Regions from separate parts of the Mus musculus genome. Here region 1 is linked to region 2. Evidence: chromatin loops called from intact Hi-C (ENCODE). Cell type or tissue: left cerebral cortex. All regions are shown on one strand. Links, peaks and the distances in the headings refer to the core of each region. The heading gives the core; the rest is flanking DNA. Region 1 has its middle 13 kb from the start of Kalrn. Region 2 overlaps Kalrn (kalirin, RhoGEF kinase).

What was found. A loop is a pair of places that touch in the nucleus more often than their neighbours do. Peaks named below come from ENCODE experiments on the same cell type or tissue, not always from the same donor. Only the 100,000 strongest peaks of a DNase experiment are listed, where the experiment ranks them.
Region 1: it touches region 2 in a loop (4-fold over the local background); 4 of 42 quality-filtered maps call a loop at or near these places.

The regions. Positions count from the first base shown.
Region 1 is chr16:34,522,683-34,531,505 of GRCm38, forward strand. It overlaps a transcript of Kalrn not described here. Among named protein-coding and RNA genes, the nearest start is that of Kalrn, 13 kb to the left of the region's middle. In left cerebral cortex, for the core only: a CTCF peak has its summit at 3,335; DNase peaks (open chromatin) are centred at 2,671 and 3,399; H3K27ac peaks cover 1,868 bases.
Region 2 is chr16:34,466,163-34,474,985 of GRCm38, forward strand. All of the region lies in intron 1 of Kalrn (kalirin, RhoGEF kinase), which reads right to left. Among named protein-coding and RNA genes, the nearest start is that of Kalrn, 43 kb to the right of the region's middle. In left cerebral cortex, for the core only: a CTCF peak has its summit at 3,642; DNase peaks (open chromatin) are centred at 2,505, 3,003, 3,458 and 4,368; H3K4me3 peaks cover 1,046 bases; H3K27ac peaks cover 2,348 bases.

The DNA of each region.
Region 1 (8,823 bases), core at 2,042-4,541, 56 kb after region 2:
AAATTCCTAACAGAACAGCAATGGCTTGTGCTGTAAGATCGAGAGTCTACAAATGGGACCTCATAAAATTGCAAAGCTTCTGTAAGGCAAAAGACACTATCAATAAGACCAAAAGGCCACCAATAGATTGGGAAAGGATCTTTACCAATCCTAAATCAGATAGGGGACTAATATCCAATATATATATATAAAGAACTCAAGAAGCTGGACTCCAGAAAATCAAATAACCCTATTAAAAAATGGGGTATAGAGCTAAACCAAAAATTCTTACCTGAGGAATACCGAATGGCTGAGAAGCACCTGAAAAAAATGTTCAACATCCTTAATCATCAGGGAAATGCAAATCAAAACAACCCTGAGATTCCACCTCACACCAGTCAAAATGGCTAAGATCAAAAATTCAGGTGACAGCAGATGCTGGCGAGGATGTGGAGAAAGAGGAACACTCCTCCATTGCTGGTGGAATTGCAAGCTGGTACAACCGTTCTGGAAATCAGTCTGTTGGTTCCTCAGAAAATTGGACATAATACTACCGGAAGATCCAGCAATACCTCTCCTGGGCATATACCCAGAAGATGTTCCAACTGGTAATAAGGACACATGCTCCACTATGTTCATAGCAGCCTTATTTATAATAGCCAGAAGCTGGAAAGAACCCAGATGTCCCTCAACAGAAGAATGGATACAGAAAATGTGGTACATTTACACAATGGAGTACTACTCAGCTATTAAAAACAATGAATTTATGAAATTCTTAGGCAAATGGATGGACCTGGAGGTTATCATCCTGAGTGAAGTAACCCAATCACAAAAGAAAACACATTATATGCACTCACTGTTAAGTGGATATTAGCTCAGAAATTTAGAATACCCAAGATACAATTTGCAAAACACATGAAACTCGAGAAGAAGGAAGACCAAAGTGTGGATACTTTGTTCCTTCTTAGAATGGGGAACAAAATACTCATGGAAGGAGTTACAGAGACAAAGTTCAGAGCTGAGATGGAAGGAAGGACCATCCAGAGACTGCCTTACCCGGGGATCCATCCCATATACAACCACCAAACCCAGACACTATTGCATATGCTAGAAAGATTTTGCTTACAGGACCCTGATATAGCTATCTCTTGTGAGGCTATGCCAGTGCCTGGCAAATACAGAAATGGATGCTCATAGTCATCTATTGGATGGAACACAGGGCCCCTATTGAAGGAGCAAGAGAAAGTACCCAAGGAGCTAAAGGGGTCTGCAACCCTATAGGTAGAACAACAATATGAACTAACCAGTAACCCCCAGAGTTGTGTCTCTAGTTGCATATGTGGCAGAGGGTGGCCTAGTCGGACATCAATGGGAGGAGAGGCCCTTGGTCTTGCAAAGATCATATGCCCCAGTACAGAGGAATGCCAGGGCCAGGAAGCAGGAGTGGGTGGATTGGGGAGCAGGGCAGAGGGAGGGTATAGGGGGCTTTGGGGGATAGCATTTGAAATGTAAATGAAGAAAATATCTAATAAAAAAAGAAATTAGTGATCTCTAGATTTAGATTGTTTATATTCACAAAACAAAACACTGGGAGTATTCACAAGGACCTACTGCTAATGGTTACCTTGGAAAAGTGCCTTGGCAGATAGAAAGAGGGTTATATAAAAATACTTAAAATATATTGAATTTTTAACAATGTAAATGTGTTGTATTTGCATACATTTTAAGTTCTCAAAGACAAAAGTGAAGGTAAACTTTTAAAACCATGAGCAATGCCAAAATAGCATCCAAGAGACAAATGTTTGCCACATTTGCATCAATACATAATTCAAAGGACAAATATTCTTAACTTATAAGAAACTGCTAAAAACATTAGAAAAAAATAGTAAGTATAAAATATAAAGTATAAAAATAAGTAAATATATAAACAGATAATTCACAAACATGGAAATGGAAATGTCTGAGGAAAACTGTAACTAGGAAAACACAACATAAAAATAATAACCAGGCCACATTTTACCCATCAGCTTGGCAAAACAAGCAAAAAGCCACAGTCATGCTGGAGAGTAAATTGATATAAGATTTTTAGACATCACCTTGGCAGAACTTATTAACATTTCTAGCATGCATAGCTCTCAGCCCAGTAATTCTACCTCTAAGACCCTCACCTACTACAAGATCAGTACCCATACACACCGCAATATATTCAATCAGTAAACCAAAAAAAGGCAAAAAGAGGAAGAGTAATCCAAATGACTAACAATAAATTATTAGTTAAGATAAACTATGATAATTATATTTAGAAATGTTTAACAAGGACAAGCAGTTTGATATGTTGCAACATGAAAGGATGTCTATGCTCCATTCTGTGTGGAAAAATGTGGTTTGCAAAATAAATGGCGATATCTGTATTATTCTACTTTGTGAACACACACACACACACACACACACACACACACACACACGAGTATATATTTCAGTGTGTGTCAAGAGAGCTCTGATAGAAAATTCACCAAACTGGTAGGAGAAGCTATCCCTAAGGAGTAGGGGATTCACTCAGAGATCTTTCTATGCTTTCATGGTGTAACTTTGTAGCATAGCCATTTGTTCCTCTGGTAATTTTCACAGCATTTCAGGCTGACAAAAATAGAAATCCAGATCTTTTTTCCCTCGGGGCCAGGCAACCGTTTCCTTCTCCACTTCCCACTCACAGGATACAGAATGTGAGATGGTTTCAGACAGCTCCCAACTTGGAATCACCACCAGGCTTATCCACCTCAGTGGCTGTTAGATGAAGTCGCACTGGTATGTCAGACATTTGCCTTTCACCCTCTGCTCTGCTCCACAGCCTTGGCTTGCCACAAGAATCCAGATGAGCACTCTGTGAACTTAAAGAGTTTCAGCAGGAGCCACAGCTCCTCTCAGGCTATTCATTTATCTGCCGCTTACAAATCTTAGGAGAGTTTGGTCAGTGAGAGCAATGTTTCTTCTCAGGTCCCAGTCCTACCCAAGAAGTGACTAGAGCAAAGTTTCTTAACCTCCTTAATGCTGCAATCCTTTAATACAATTCCTCGTGTTGTGGTGACTGCCCCAACCAAATTATTTCATTGCTACTTTATAACTGTAATTTTGCTACTGTTACAAACTGTAATGTAAATATCTGATATGTAGGATATCTGATATGTGACCCCTGTGAAAGGATAAGGGGTCAAGACACACAGGTTGGAAACCACTGCTATACAGGATTAGAATAATTCTGAGGCCACAGGGATGGCAATGAGGACAGAGCAGTGTGGTCCCTTTGTGGCATCTGTCAGAAATAAGGTGCTGAGCGTCATACCGTGCGCTCTCTAGTGGAGCATCCCTGCCTTGTGCTACAGGCTTTGACTAACCCACATCCCTATTCACTTGGAATATTCGGAGTGTGGGAAGCTGCAAGAAGTGGCAGGCGGCACAGACTAGCGGAAGATGATCACTGATCATGACTGCGTCTCCCATAATGCATCTCTCAGCAGACACCTCGAAGGCAGGGAGTCCAGGGGAAGAGAAGGGGCTCTCAGGGTAGATGTGGCTCCAAACAGATGCAGATGGATAACTCACAAACATTGGGGTACAACGCTGGCCTGAGGTAAGCCCTGAACCTGAGTTCCATCTGTCATATTTTACTGCTTTTTATCTCAGACTCAACAACTATACCCACGTAAGAACATGCCTCTCACAATCTTGGAATTTCCAAGGACCCCGTTGAGAAGCCACTCATCTTCCCTATCTTTATAACCAAAAACAGAAAGAAAGAAAAAAAAAAAAACTCAAAGCCAAAAATCCCCAGACCTTCATGTGTCGTAACTAAAAACACTCAGTAAACAAAGCCAGTCCTTGGGCTCCCTTGGGGAGTAATTGTCTAAGAATGCTTCTTTACTTTCAGCTGGTGAAAGAAAAAGGCACAGACGTGCTAAGACTGTGCAGAGCGCATCTTGAAAACATTAATTTTTCCGAACACCAATGTGTGGCTCACGTGCCTCATCAGAGCAGGCAGTGACGGGCAGTGAGAAGAACCCTAAAGACACTGGTTTTGCTGCTGGGACACACAACTACTGAGGAAGTGGTTACTGTAAGCCCTGGGTACAGGATAGAAATTTATAAGGCATGGGGGCAAGATCTGGCACCATGCCTTGGCTCTGAAGCTTGGGGTTGGACCATCAGTTCTGAGGAAGGTAGAGAAAAGGCGGAATCCATCCTTCCTTCCATCTCTATTCCTGGCCAATTGCTTAGGACAAAGTTGTCAATCACCTCATCTACTCTCCTCCAGCCAGTCTTTAAGATGTGCAGCCCCAGCAATCATTGCAAGTGGCTACATCTAGGAGAGGTTGCCCCTCTCCTGAGTTGTGGCCCCTAAAACATTTCCCCTTCTTCTCCCCACTCAGAGATAGGAGCCATTCTTGTAGCTCCAGGTCTGTTCACAAGAAACAAGACAAAGCCAAGCCATCCACTGAGGCAAGGAAAGAAAGACTCAATAATTAGAACATGTCAGAGGCTCTGTCAGTGTCAACTAGACATCCTCTAAGCTGACTGCTACCACCAAAACCTAGGCATATCTAATTGCATGCCAAGATCCTATGGGGGAGTACAGAGAGGGGTGGGGAGACAGAGAGAAACACGAGAGGAGAGAGAGAGAGAGAGAGAGAGAGAGAGAGAGAGAGAGAGAGAGAGAGAGAGAAGGAGGAGACAGAGAGACATACAGACAGAGTCAGAGAGACTGACTGATTTATGCATTATCACTACCTAGACTCTGGAGGCAACCACCCTCCTATGTCAAAGCTACCTCCCATAGTCATGTGATATCCATCAAATCACTCCACGTTTCTGTGCCTCCAATTTTTGTGCAAAATGAGGATGTTAGTAACACCTAACTAAGTTAATAAATATAATAATACACCCCACCCAGCAGGTACTACACATGAGTATAAGACAGTGATGATCACCATGGTGTTGCCAGCCTATACTTTCCACACTAAGCTGTCTCTTCCCTTTAGACCATCACATATGCTCTTCACAGGCTTTGGAAGGCTGCTCCCACTCTGCCTTCATCTAATTCTCTAGACCCACAGGAAACCTTCTCCGGGCAACTTAGTTGGGCCACACACTGGCCGTCCACAGGACCCTATGACATTTAAGCTCTCTCTGTGTCCTTCTGTCCAACCGACTCCTGTTCATTGTCCTATGTCAAATTTCTGGCTGAGAAAAATCTTTGAAAGGATAAATAGAGAGTGAATGAAGAGCAGCTCTCCCTTGTTCAGCAAGCACTTACTATGTAGCCACTTACCCTGAATCACATCCTGAACCATGACTGAGAATACAAGAAGGAACAGAATACCCTGGCTGCTAATCACAAGCTCTCAGCTGCATCAACAGTTTGCCTTGCAGCAGCAACTCAAGGTGAAAGGGGGTTGACCGGGATGGAACAGCTAGACAATCCTGCTTTACTCAGCATGCCTTGGAACATCCTTGGGGCACCAAGGCTGGGGATATGGGAAGAGACAGGAAGTATCTAGCTTTGGAACCTAATTTTCAGTATCAACCTTGAGCTGACAATGTTGCTTCTTATCTTCTTTCCCAGGCCTCCATCTGTTCTGTCCCACCCCCCCATACAGATGGGGTCCTACTCCTATTACATAAAGCAGTTCCTGGACTACTCAAAGTGCCCCTGTGCAGGGACTTCAGGGAGACCCTGAAGTAGTGCAAATACAGCCACAGTCTAAGGCCCTGGCCTTGTTGAGTCCTGGGCAGTGACTACGCACTTAGTCTAACCCCTTAACAACAGCCAGACTAAGAGGAGAATGGACCTGGGCAATTACTCATCCCATAGATAAACATAAGATATAAATATGCAATTAAAGAGTTTATTTTAGGGGGGAAAGAATAAAAGAAGGAGTGGAATGGCCCAGACCAAAGCAAGAGGTCAAGCAGATACAATCTTTCAGAGAGAGAGGAATGCAGGTTTGTCTAGGGTGGGTTTGTTTAACTTGAACTAAGCAGTTGAAACCTTGACTCTGTTCGCCATCCCTACGTTTGAGGGGGGAGGGGGAAAGGAGGAGAGGGTTAGAAAGGGTGGCCTTTTCCTTATAAGGTGATTTATCAAGTACGGGCCCAGCTTATCCAAGAGAAACTCTGGCTAGTTCTGCAGATTGTCAGACTGTGAACAACGCAGAAACTGAATCTCTTCCATCCCACCCACTATTGCCTGCCATCATACCAAGGGCTTCCCATAATGCACTGCTCAGGAAGGACACTGCAGAGTGCAAAGGGACAACAGTTCACATCTGTGTCACTTCTTCCATTTTGCAAGCCTTACCTGTTTTTAGGTTTAGGTTTGTTTACTAGTTGTTTGGCTTTGCTTTCTTTTTATTTATTTTGTTTAAATTAAGTAAAAAGAAATAGCAAGAAATTTTGTCTGTTTGGGTTTTGCTCCGTTTTTAAATCTTGTTTCTTTTGTTTTTCTCCTTTGAAACAGAACAGACACCACTCCACTCCAAATAAGACCACTTGTGGAATCCTAAATAGCTGGATACCTGGCCAAGACGCCACCAAACACTTCCTAAGCCCAGTTAAGGAAAAAGGCAACTTAACTTCCAGTAACAGAAAAACTGAAGTAACTTTTTCCTTCAATAGATACTCAAAGTTATGTTTTCCATCTTAGTTGTCCTAAAAGTAAAGGAACACTCTATCTTTTCTTCAGTGGAAGTCCAGGTGTGGCAACTTCCAGAAGGGTAGAGGTACACAACCTAGGGAGCATGGGAACTATGGGGCACATCACCCTGCTGGACTCAGGTTCTACCATCAGATGAGTTTGAAGACAGTCCGGAACATTGTAACAAGTTCCGACAATGGACAAAAGTGATCTGGGTACTGCCCATCATCCCCTCTCCTCTGCTAGGTAATGCAGAGTAACCCAGCAAGGCCTGTGGCTGAGTGAACACCCTATTTCCTCTTTCAGATGGTGGGAGCATTTGAGGATGACTATATGTCATTGCACAAACATATGAATGCCAGCCTGTGTGTCTGTGTGAATAGTCTAATATACCTGGGTGTAGTATCAGCATTTGGACATTGGAAACAAGAACTTTGAGTGTATCAGGAAGCCAGCCATATCTCAGCCACCAGCTTCCTTTGGAGACAGTAGACAAGAAGTACATGGGTGAGAAGAATAGTCAAAAATAGACAGCTATTTCCTTCTGGTATCTTTGGGACTGAGTGTATTCTTATACGGAAGTACATGGAAGTATATAAACACACTGCTCATTGAATAGTTACCCAGGATCTACTTTGAATGACACTCACCCTAAGGCAATGTGTGCTGTTCTGACTTCACTCCATGACGACAGTGGACAGGAGAATACTGCAGAACATGTATCTGGATCTCTGCTAAGCCCATGGCAAATGTCCTCCAAAATATTCTTGTAGATAATTGAGTATGGGTACAGTTGTGAGGAGTCGCTGCAAATGATTGCAAAAGACCCAAGGGCTTTTATTACGAGAAACACTTTGTGTGGAACAGGGCTCTCTGGTGGTGGCCACAGATACCACAGCACTGCCCCCTCAAGTGTTTCTTTAGCTTCTTTAAAAATGTTATTTCCTCAGATAAAGATTATGCCTATAATATGGACAGATAATACAAACCTGGTATAGTGGACTCAATACTATAACAAATGACCGGGCAAAGATATAAGACTCTCGGCAAATCTGAACACCTGAACAAAATCAACAGGGGCAAACTCTGTGTCTGGCGATCTACCCTTTAAAGCGACGCACACATCACTCTGAAAGCCATTCTCACCTTCTGCATCTACCTTAGTGAAACACTGTACACAAGACGCACGCACGCTGGCTGACAAACATTCTCAGGAGCAGGATGGCTTCGAGGATGCAATGTTAGACTTGCCGAAGCAATTGTGGAATATTTACACCAAGAAAACTATAACCGCACAGAATATTTTCAGAGCATGTTTCAGGAAGAAAAGTTGATATATAAAGCATGATATGGTAACCTCAGACTGGTAGGCATAAGCCATATACAAATACACAGTGACGCCCACAGGGTTTCCCCATCACCGGAAGCCTATTCCCAGACAGAGCCTCGGTGGCCATTCGCTGCGAGAGAACTATGGCATTGCTAGTAATATCTAAAATTCAGAATGTAGTCATTTTGGTAATTGTATAATTACAATTTTTCCAAGTCTTGCTTTTATCCAAAGGGGGAAAGTTAAAAATATAGGAGATTATACAAATTCATTGGCTTTCCATTATTCAAAAGTTTAGCACTATGGAAATCTAGCAAAAGTGCTACCTCATGGTACAGAGAGTGTCCCAGAAGTCTGGACAGACCCTGAATACCAGAGTGTCACTACACTGATGACACCTGGAGAGCTGAGCTGGGGCCAATCTCAGCAATGCAATTAGGTGGGGACACCAACAGTACGACATCACGAAACAAATGGCTATGAGGAATTTGGAAAGCTTGACATTGTCCTGACTGACAGCACTGCCACTGTTTAACCTCGAGACACGACTGCGGGTACAACCAGGTCCCTTCAGATATTTGAAGGGCTATGGAGATAAGCCACAGTAAACCTTTTTAAGGCAGTTAACTTATTATGGAAATTTCCAGAGGCAAATGCTAGAACAAATAAATAAAAATGGTATTTTCCTTCAAAATTTATATGTGTGTGTGTGTGTGTATACACATACACATATACAGAGAGATACATATGCATCTACAAATAAAGAAGCATTTTAACTGAAAGAACGAATGGTAACAAAATAGTGGGAAATCATGAGTTTCCTATC
Region 2 (8,823 bases), core at 2,406-4,905:
TCTGGGATATCTGGAGGCTCAGTGCACATTGCCTGTGCTCCCTGTAACCTGGAGGGTCTGCCCAGGTGGGGAGTTAAACCAGCAGGACTTAGAATCCAACATACCTGGTTCTCAAATAGAAGCCACCACTTCCTAGCTGTAGGACCTGGGCACATAATTTGTCCTCCTCCATCTGCTGCAAAAGGATGCTGGTGGCAGGTGCTACTACCAATGTGTCAATAAATAACTTAGTACGAAGCACATGAGAAAGACCAGCATCCACCAAAACTATTTATGGTCCTAGAACTCTGGGCAGGAAAAGGTCTGGGTTTTCAAGGCACATTCTTCCTTGCTTTTCAGTGACAAGTTGTCTGTCTTTCTCTATATTCTGGCACCTCTCTAACCTGCCTAGACATCTCTGTTATCCAGTTACCTCAGCCCAGGACTCCTCAAGTGAAACTTCAATGAATGATCAGTTTGAATTTTTATGTTGTTTTTCTTTTATTACAATCTGTCATCAACTAATACTTTAGTGGAAAAAATTAAATAACACTGCCAGAGGAGTGTTAATTTTAAAAACAACATTTAAGCTCTAATTTCTTAATTTTTAGATTCAACAGACACGTTACTTTGCAAACTGGTGTGAAGTTTCTAAATACAGCCTTTCCATTTCTGTCCCCCTCACCGCTAGCTGGCAGCAAGCATTTGGCAGAGCTCTGCAGTGGACAGGGAGCTCCACTCGGCACCTCCTTCCTCCAAGACAGCCAGGGGAACGTTAACAATCAAGGTTTAAAGTCTCTGTGCTTTGCATCCTGACTTCAATTCCTCACTTAGATTCAAACTCTCTCAGTGCTAGGACCATGTCCACTGGGCCTTGAATATGACCAGACACCTCATGGGAGCTTAATTACCTGCTGACAACCTAAAGATTTAAACAGACATATTATTTACTTTTACCTTTTCACAGTTTAGACAACTTAATGGGTGCGTTTGTAAAGACCTGCCCCAGGAGGACACTCTGTCCCTTGGCATCCCTCCTTGTTTGTCTGAGCCTCGTCTCTCTTTTTCCCCCACTACTGGATGCATCTCCACTTAACTGAAATGCACAGATATGGTCACTGCTTCTTTTCTACTGAAGGAAAAGACAGAATAAATTGCAGAAAGTGCCATTCATCAACTCCTGCCTCTCTAGATAAACATGCGAGCAAACGGAGAACATCTATTAATTTACTTCCCGGGGATACCGTCAGGCTAATCTCTCAGTGTCACTCCAACACTGGCACATGATGGCTGTCCAATAAGCACCTATGCAAAGGGTCACAATGTGCCAGCAAGTCACAAGGGCTGCAAGCCACATCTTCACTGTGTCACTGGGAATGTATGCACAATTTTAACCAAAACAGGGCAGTGAATTGCACTGGAAGTCAGGTCCAGGCATTCTAAAGAGGTTGGCTACTCAGACCGGACAGTAAAATCAGACAGAAAAACATTTTAAACACTCACGCCTGTACCTCAGTCGCAGAGATTATTCCACGCGACTAGTCTAAGAACTCAGAAGGTCCTTAGATGTATGCTCAGAAGACAAATGACTGGGTTAATAGGTGAGGAGTTGGGGCAGATGTGAAGCTGGTCCTGACTTCTGTCCCTACACACCCCTACCCTAGAGGGTCTTCTCCCAAGGGTTAGCCTCAAGCTCCAGCCAGGATGTATCCCTCTTTGTCTTCTCTCGGGTCTGAAGCAGAGGAGGCTGCTTTGAAATACTGTGCTCTAAGAAAGCATGGATTTGCTTCATCCTTGCCTTTTTCAAGCAACAAACTTTGGGGCTTTCTGAAACGCACACCCAGAAGGCCCCTGAGCCTCACTGGCCTCTGCTCACACAGGATGCGAACACTTCATCTCATTTATTTCTTATTAATCTAATGGTTGTTCATCGATTGTTTTTCTGGAGGCTTCTAAGTCCAAGATCGTGTCTGAGACTGCAGACTTCCAGGGCAGAGAGGCCAGGGACGGGGATGAGAGATGCCAGCTGCCTACTGAGGGCAGACAAAGGTAACAAACTCAAGGCCTCATGAAGTATCGACCGCCCCGTGTCAAGGAGCAAGGAAAGGTTGGCTGAACTCATGAGCTACACCAGCAGTGTGATTTTGGGGCTGCCCAAGCTTCTGATCTTTGGATACCTTTTGGGGATGCTATTATTTTTTGGCTGTCAGAGACCCCCACCCCAATGCTTTCATGACCTGGAGGAGCCCCTGAATTTGTCATTCTCCCTCTGCATCCTGGCCTTCCCACTCCTTGAGCCGCATACTGAGATAATCTGGATGCTGTGTGGGGGTATCTAGAAGGAGATGAACACGGGGAAACTGGGGAATCAGCTGTGAAATCCAACACATTTTTTTTTTAAGGTGGAAAATAAAGGAAGAGAGAAAATGCCTTAGACGCTGGGAAAGCACCTTCACCAGACACTCCTCGGGTCTCCCCTTCCTACCCACCTAATAGGTTTCATTGTTCACATGACTTGCCCTACATCAGAAAATACTCCTGTACTTGTTCAGGATATCTACCCTGCTTTAAGAACAGTTGGAAACCACAGACTTCCTTGCTGAACTTGGAGCTTTTTAGTCATCACTGGAAGCTTTGGAAACATCAGAACTGCTAAATGTTGCTTGTTTTATTCCCTCCGGTCTGCCTGCCTGCATATTGATGATGCTCTATCACCAGCACTAACAGGCATTTTCTGGGATAATTTTGCCTCCACACCCAAATGGAAAAGGACCCTTGTTTCTTAGTAGGTTCCCTCCTTCAGTTCTTATAATTCATGAGCTAAATTTTGGGCTGTACTCAGACCATCCCCGCTTGCAAGCAGCAGGGTCAAGATTCAAACCCAGGGAACTATGACACCATTGCTCACAGAGGCTCATCTTCCTGAAGGCACCAAAGAGTTAAATCTGACTGACTTCCATTCCAATGCAGGACTCAGGAAGCCCCAACTGACTAGCTCCTCCTACGGGGCTCCATCAACTGTGTGGCTTGCCTAAACCATCAGCATGGAGGAAAAAGAAAAGCAACATCATCGTCCAAATGCAGGCAGACATGAGAGCACACATGGTGGAAAGGAGAAGGGTAGCATCCGGACCAAAGAGGTACCCTGTGGGCCCATCTGAGATATCCCCTTCCCAGGAGCACCTCTCAACTGTAAGATTCTGAAAAAGATGATTCATCCATTCACCATCAAATTGGTATATATTAAATACCTAGTGTGTGCCTGGGACCACGACCTGTACCACGGTTGGGGGGGGGGGGCGCACACAGCACAGTGAACAAAGCAGCCACAGTTCCGATCTTCATAGAGCCAGCTGCTATAGAGGAGCAAGACGGGGGTTCCAGGGCCTCTGTGTGGTAACAGAACCTCCTGACACACTACCTTAAATTTAGAGCTGAAGCACTTTTGTGGGAGGAGAAGGAGGAGTATAGGAAACCAAACTGGTTGCTATGCAACCGTGATGATTTATTCTTAGCCAGAGCAGGAAGAGCAGCATGGAGCAGGGAAAGCAGCATGGCGCAGGAGTGGGTGGGGGGTGGAGCCGGGTGTGGGGGAGGCTGGAGGAGGACAGAGTGGGAGGCAAAGTGGGGTGCACAGCAGTGCTGAGGCTGCACCTGCAGGCCTCACCCCCAGAGGCTCACACAAATGCATGTACCACAGCATTTGCTCTCAGGGGGCAGTTAGGAGATTATGAGGACAGCCCCAGGAACCACAGAAAAGCCCTTGTTTGGAAGCTTGAAATTAACCTTCAGTATAAGTAGACTCGTACCGATACCAAAAAGGGACACATAATATAAGATTGAACATAAGAGCCCACCACGGGGGATAGAGCTCACATGCTTAGAGACGCTTAGCCAGTAAGTATTTTCTAAGCTCCTCTAGGTTCACCGTCACCTGCAGGAGCATGGGGAGGGGTAGGAGGTGATGGCCCCTTGCTGAAGCAAGACATGTGCCAGTGGAATGCAGGGGCCAGCTCAGTGATGACAGATATATCCTTGTGACCTGGGGCTGTGTGCAAGACCTGGCTCAGCACTGGGCCTGTTCTGGGAAGACCATGGCAGGTTAATTTCACATCTCAGGGCTTCAGGCGCCTGACCTCTCAATGGAGAGACTCACACCAAACAGTCGTTCACATACAACACCTATGTCTTTGACACTGCACACAATACAGGGTTTAGGTGAAGGTAGAGCTGAGTACCTTGTGGAATACTTAGGAAGAGCTGCCTGGAAAAGGTGGGGCTGAGAACAGTGGGGTAGGGACTTGGCAAAGCATGAGGGAGACTGGGAAACTTGCTCAAAGCTGTGCCGCAGAACTGAGGTATAAACCCTGAGCCTGCAGAGCCTCCACTAGCCCATGCTGCCTCTCTGAGACACTGAGCTAAGAAAGGGAGGTGTGAGCAGAGACTCCGGAAAAGAACATGTACAGAGATGCTGAACAGCTGAAAATAGGCAGGGTTCATAAAGGAAGAGTGCTGAAGCAAGAACCAGCTATGACCATCCCGAGAGTGCAGTGAACAGAAAGCATAGGACCCGGTGGTCAGCAGCCAACATCTGTCACGCACTGGGTGGTACAGAAGGCAGTGGTATATGAAAGACGCTTTGATTTGAATTAATTTATGACTAGGAAGATAAAATGATGTGAAGATTAATAATTAGCGAGGCACTACAAAAAGTGTCAAGCAAGGTGTAAAAAAAAATCATAATACTGTTTAAAGGGTGAATGGCTGCTTCCACACATAAGGGATTGGACCTGGACTTAGTGGATTTAGGCTGAGGATGTCCAGGAGATGGGAATAAAGGCACACCATGTGGGGAAAGGAGAGTTTCACCTGGAAAACAAAAGGCAGCAGAGGCTGGTGGACCTCTCGGCTCAGGGGTGGGCTGCTGTGAAGCACCTCAGAAAAGCTACACTGATAGAATGGACAGCTTCAGCTGCAGGTGGGGACCCCAGGCTTCTGCCAGAGGCTGCAGAAACCCACTGACTGTTGAGCCAGGAAGATAGATAGAGAGTGACTCTAAGAGGCCAGGAAGGGACACGTGACAAGGGATGAAGAACTAGCAGGTAGCACTGAGATTGGTGGGGACACCCTGGTTCTCAGGTATATCTAGGACAAAAAGACAACTCCTGTTATCTGGGAATAAGTTCACCAGCCCTCAAGAGAATAAGATACATATTCAGAACTAGAAAATCCCAGGAAAAATCATAACAGAGGAGAAGGTGGTGGTGAGGCAGACTAACCCCACTTCACAACTCTGTTGAAGGTCCCTCCAGGACACTGCTTGCAAAACAAGCCACAATTCAGTTTAAATGGGTGGGTGATGCTCCTTAGCACACTGCCACAGGGGACTCCCCGGACACGAATTAGATCTCGAGAGTCACTCCACATGAAATAGCCCTGACTCTCAGGACAAGTGAGCCAAAGCTGCAAGACCAGGAGATGGTTGGTTGTCATCCAGGGAGATGCAAGCCCTCCCTGCTCTCTAAGCCTCCAGGGAAGGTGGGACAGCTGCTCTGCAGCCTGGGAACTGTATGTTCTCTTAAGAGATGTCACAAGGAGAGAGATCAAACTGATAGTCAGAGGCGAATTATTCCCACTGAGTGATGTTTATGGGTCCAGCCTAGGAAGATTCTACTTACTATTTCAAGCAGTAATTCCTGCTGTGCTACAGTGTGGGTCAACATGAGGAGTCTGTCCAGCATCTTAGCAGACTGCAAAGGATGAGATTCAGGAGTCAAGAAGACTAGGGTGAAAGGCATAGCTGTTCCATCTGGCCGAGTGTGGGAAACCCTCAACCTCTCTGATTAAGTAGACCAGCATCAAACACCTAGCATAGTACAGACACAGGCTGTGCCACGAAAAATTTAGTTACCCTGAGAGAGAGCCTTCACAGCTCTTCATGTCTTGTGTAGTGATATTCCAAGACAGCACAAAAAATGAGTGATTTCCCCTTCTGTCTGTTACATATTGATCATGATTCACGTGATGAGCAGGGAAGGTGGGCTTGCATCTCCCTGGGTGACGACCAACCATCCTATTCTTGCAGCTTCGGCTCACTCGTCCTGAGATTCAGGGCTATTTCACATGGAATGATGAGCAGGTGAATCCTGGGCAGCTGAAACTAAGTTCCCTCCTCAAAGTATGAAGGAAATGAAGAATTCATCTATAAACACAGCCTGGGGCTCCACGTGCCACCTTTTCCTGCCGGGCAGTGGCAGTTGAAATTTTACTATGAGAGGTTGGTTTCCTTATCTCAGCATGCTTCTCATACATTACAAACTCTTCAGTGAGGAATCGCCCATTAAGCTGTTAGCAATCATGAGTAAAGAGGATCAGGTGTCTGCAGGAGCAAGTATTTTAATGCCTGGGGGAGGAGGGGGAGGAGAAGGGCTTTTTAGAACTGGAGTCACTGGCTCTATTTGGGTAGGCTACTGAAGTACGAAACCAGAGGGGCAAGGGATGCTAGAAGACAAGTTTCAGCCTTGATCACCGGATGAGAGGGTGTTGTGGAAGCGGTAACCCTGCTGGCTGGAGAGTTCACGACACAACGTGGGACACAAAGTACCACAGAAGTGTCGCGCGCACGCGCGCGCACACACACACACACACACACACACACACACACACACACAGTCTATGCATCACCTGTGCTGCCTTTCTCCAGAAACTCCCTTCAAAATTGATTACAGTCTCTTGATATCCAAATCCAAGACGTGGTCCCATCCCCACTCAGCTCTGATGCCTGTGTTCCCTGCAAACTCTTGCACAAGGGGACCCTACTTCCCTTGAATGCCTCAACCCCTCTTGCATCCCTCATTTTTATGCCCTAAAACATTGTCTCTCCTTCCACAGCACCCTCCTTGTCCTTCCCAGGGCAGAGGGACACTGCCCAGCAGCCCTTGGCCAAGCAGAGAGGAGTGGTTGTTATAGGGCCTGAAGCAAGGCTGGTGCATAATGATCTGCAGATGAAATGAAGGAAGCTAACGCACCAGAAGGCCAGCCCTGAAGAGAGTCTGGATGGTCATACCACAGGAAGACCCGCAAGCTGCAACACTTGGTTTGTTTCTGAAGGAGCGTCACTTACTCAACACATCCGCCCTGACTGACACATAGCACCCACATGGCATGCCTCTGTAGAGAACAGCTCACAGGGCGTGCCTCTGACCCTCATTACTCTGCTCCTCAGCATCCAAGGAGATACAGGGCTCACAAAGGGAAAAGGAGTATTCTGAGCTCCATGGCTGGGGGCTGGCTCCTTAGTGAAAGAAAAGCTCATCTGTGCCACAAAGGGGCTCTGTTGTGACCCAGTGCTATAGACTTTTTACATTCCTCTGAACCTGCATACCAATTATCTTTACAAAAGACTCTGTCCCCTCACATTCGTATGACAGGTTCCATGACAAACATAAACATGGGCAATATAGGAGAACTCCATGCCTCCTCTGGTTAGCATCTTTCCTCCTCCCAGCAGGAAGATGAACGCCATGCTCCCCACAGCCAGGAGTCACACATCAGATCCCTGAAGAGTCATCCAGCAGTCTTCCTTGCATCCAGCACCAGACCCTGCAGTCCAGTTCATGCTGGGAACTGAGAAAGGCTTCAGGAACTTCACAGAAGTGGGGACATGAGGGTGTGCATGGCAGGTGGAGAGAGAAGAGGCAAGGAGGGGAAGAACTTGGGGGAATCCCTTCAGACCTCGGCAGCTGTCTCACATCCTGCCTCCACTATCCTTTTAATCTTCGGAACTGTCACTAAGTGTGGATTGAGATTTATTCTTTGATGTGAATCTCTATCTCTGTCCACTGCCTGCAAAATATGTGGATTTGTCAGATATTCTGAGCACCAAAGCCCAAGCAAGAATGTTGCCAAGGCAACAGAGTGTTCTTTGGTACAAATGCTCGTGGTGGGGGAGGGGGCAGAGCTTGGATTCTCCCTCCCCCACCCAGGTTCCCTCCTTTAGTCAGAGCTAGGGGACTTCAAAGTGGAAGAGCCATGAAGGAAAAGACCAGCTATGCTGCTCTCTAATAGGGGATCCAGCAGACAGAACGTGGAGTTCTAGTTAAAGGTTTGGCGTTTACCAACTCCAGAGGTCACAGCTGCAGACAGAAAGAAGGCTTTGGGAGAGTAACAAGAATTGTAGAGGGGTCTCCTGAAACCACAGGACAGATCCTGGGAACCTTGAGATGCAAGTCTGCTGGTGATGGGTGGAGATGTCAACGCCTTACACTCAGGCCAGAGCTATTCTGGCCTCTCTTGTTCTCCATACTTCCTTCCAGACCCCTAGAAGCACGAACTCACAGGATCAAGCATCTACACCCTGTGCTGTTCAGCGACAACTGTGCCCTTCACCCTTGCCCCTCACAGAAGCCACTAGCCACACCCTGTAACCATACCCAGAATATGGTTGTCAGCCATTTTCTTTCTCTGGACCTTAGTCTTTCTCAAAGAGGGAAACTTCCCTCTTCTTCCAATTTGCAATATTTCTGGAAATGGAACAAACAAACAAACAAACAAAACTCACAGCTTGCCTGGGAAGACTCTTTGGAGACTCTTCTAATAAGTTACTAGCAGCAAGCCCCTGCACCAGGACTGTGTTCGCAGGGTGCCCCTCAGCCATCTCAGCTCTCGGGTAAGATCTTACAGACATTTCCCCTTCCTCGCACACTCTTACCATCCTCTGCACAGTGGAAGAGGCTCCTGCCCCTCCCCTCTTCTCACTGCCTTATTAGTGCTCACTGTCACACTGTGAGGTCGTCAGGAATGGACTTGCCTTTCCCTCTCCATCATGCAGCCCCACTCAGTATA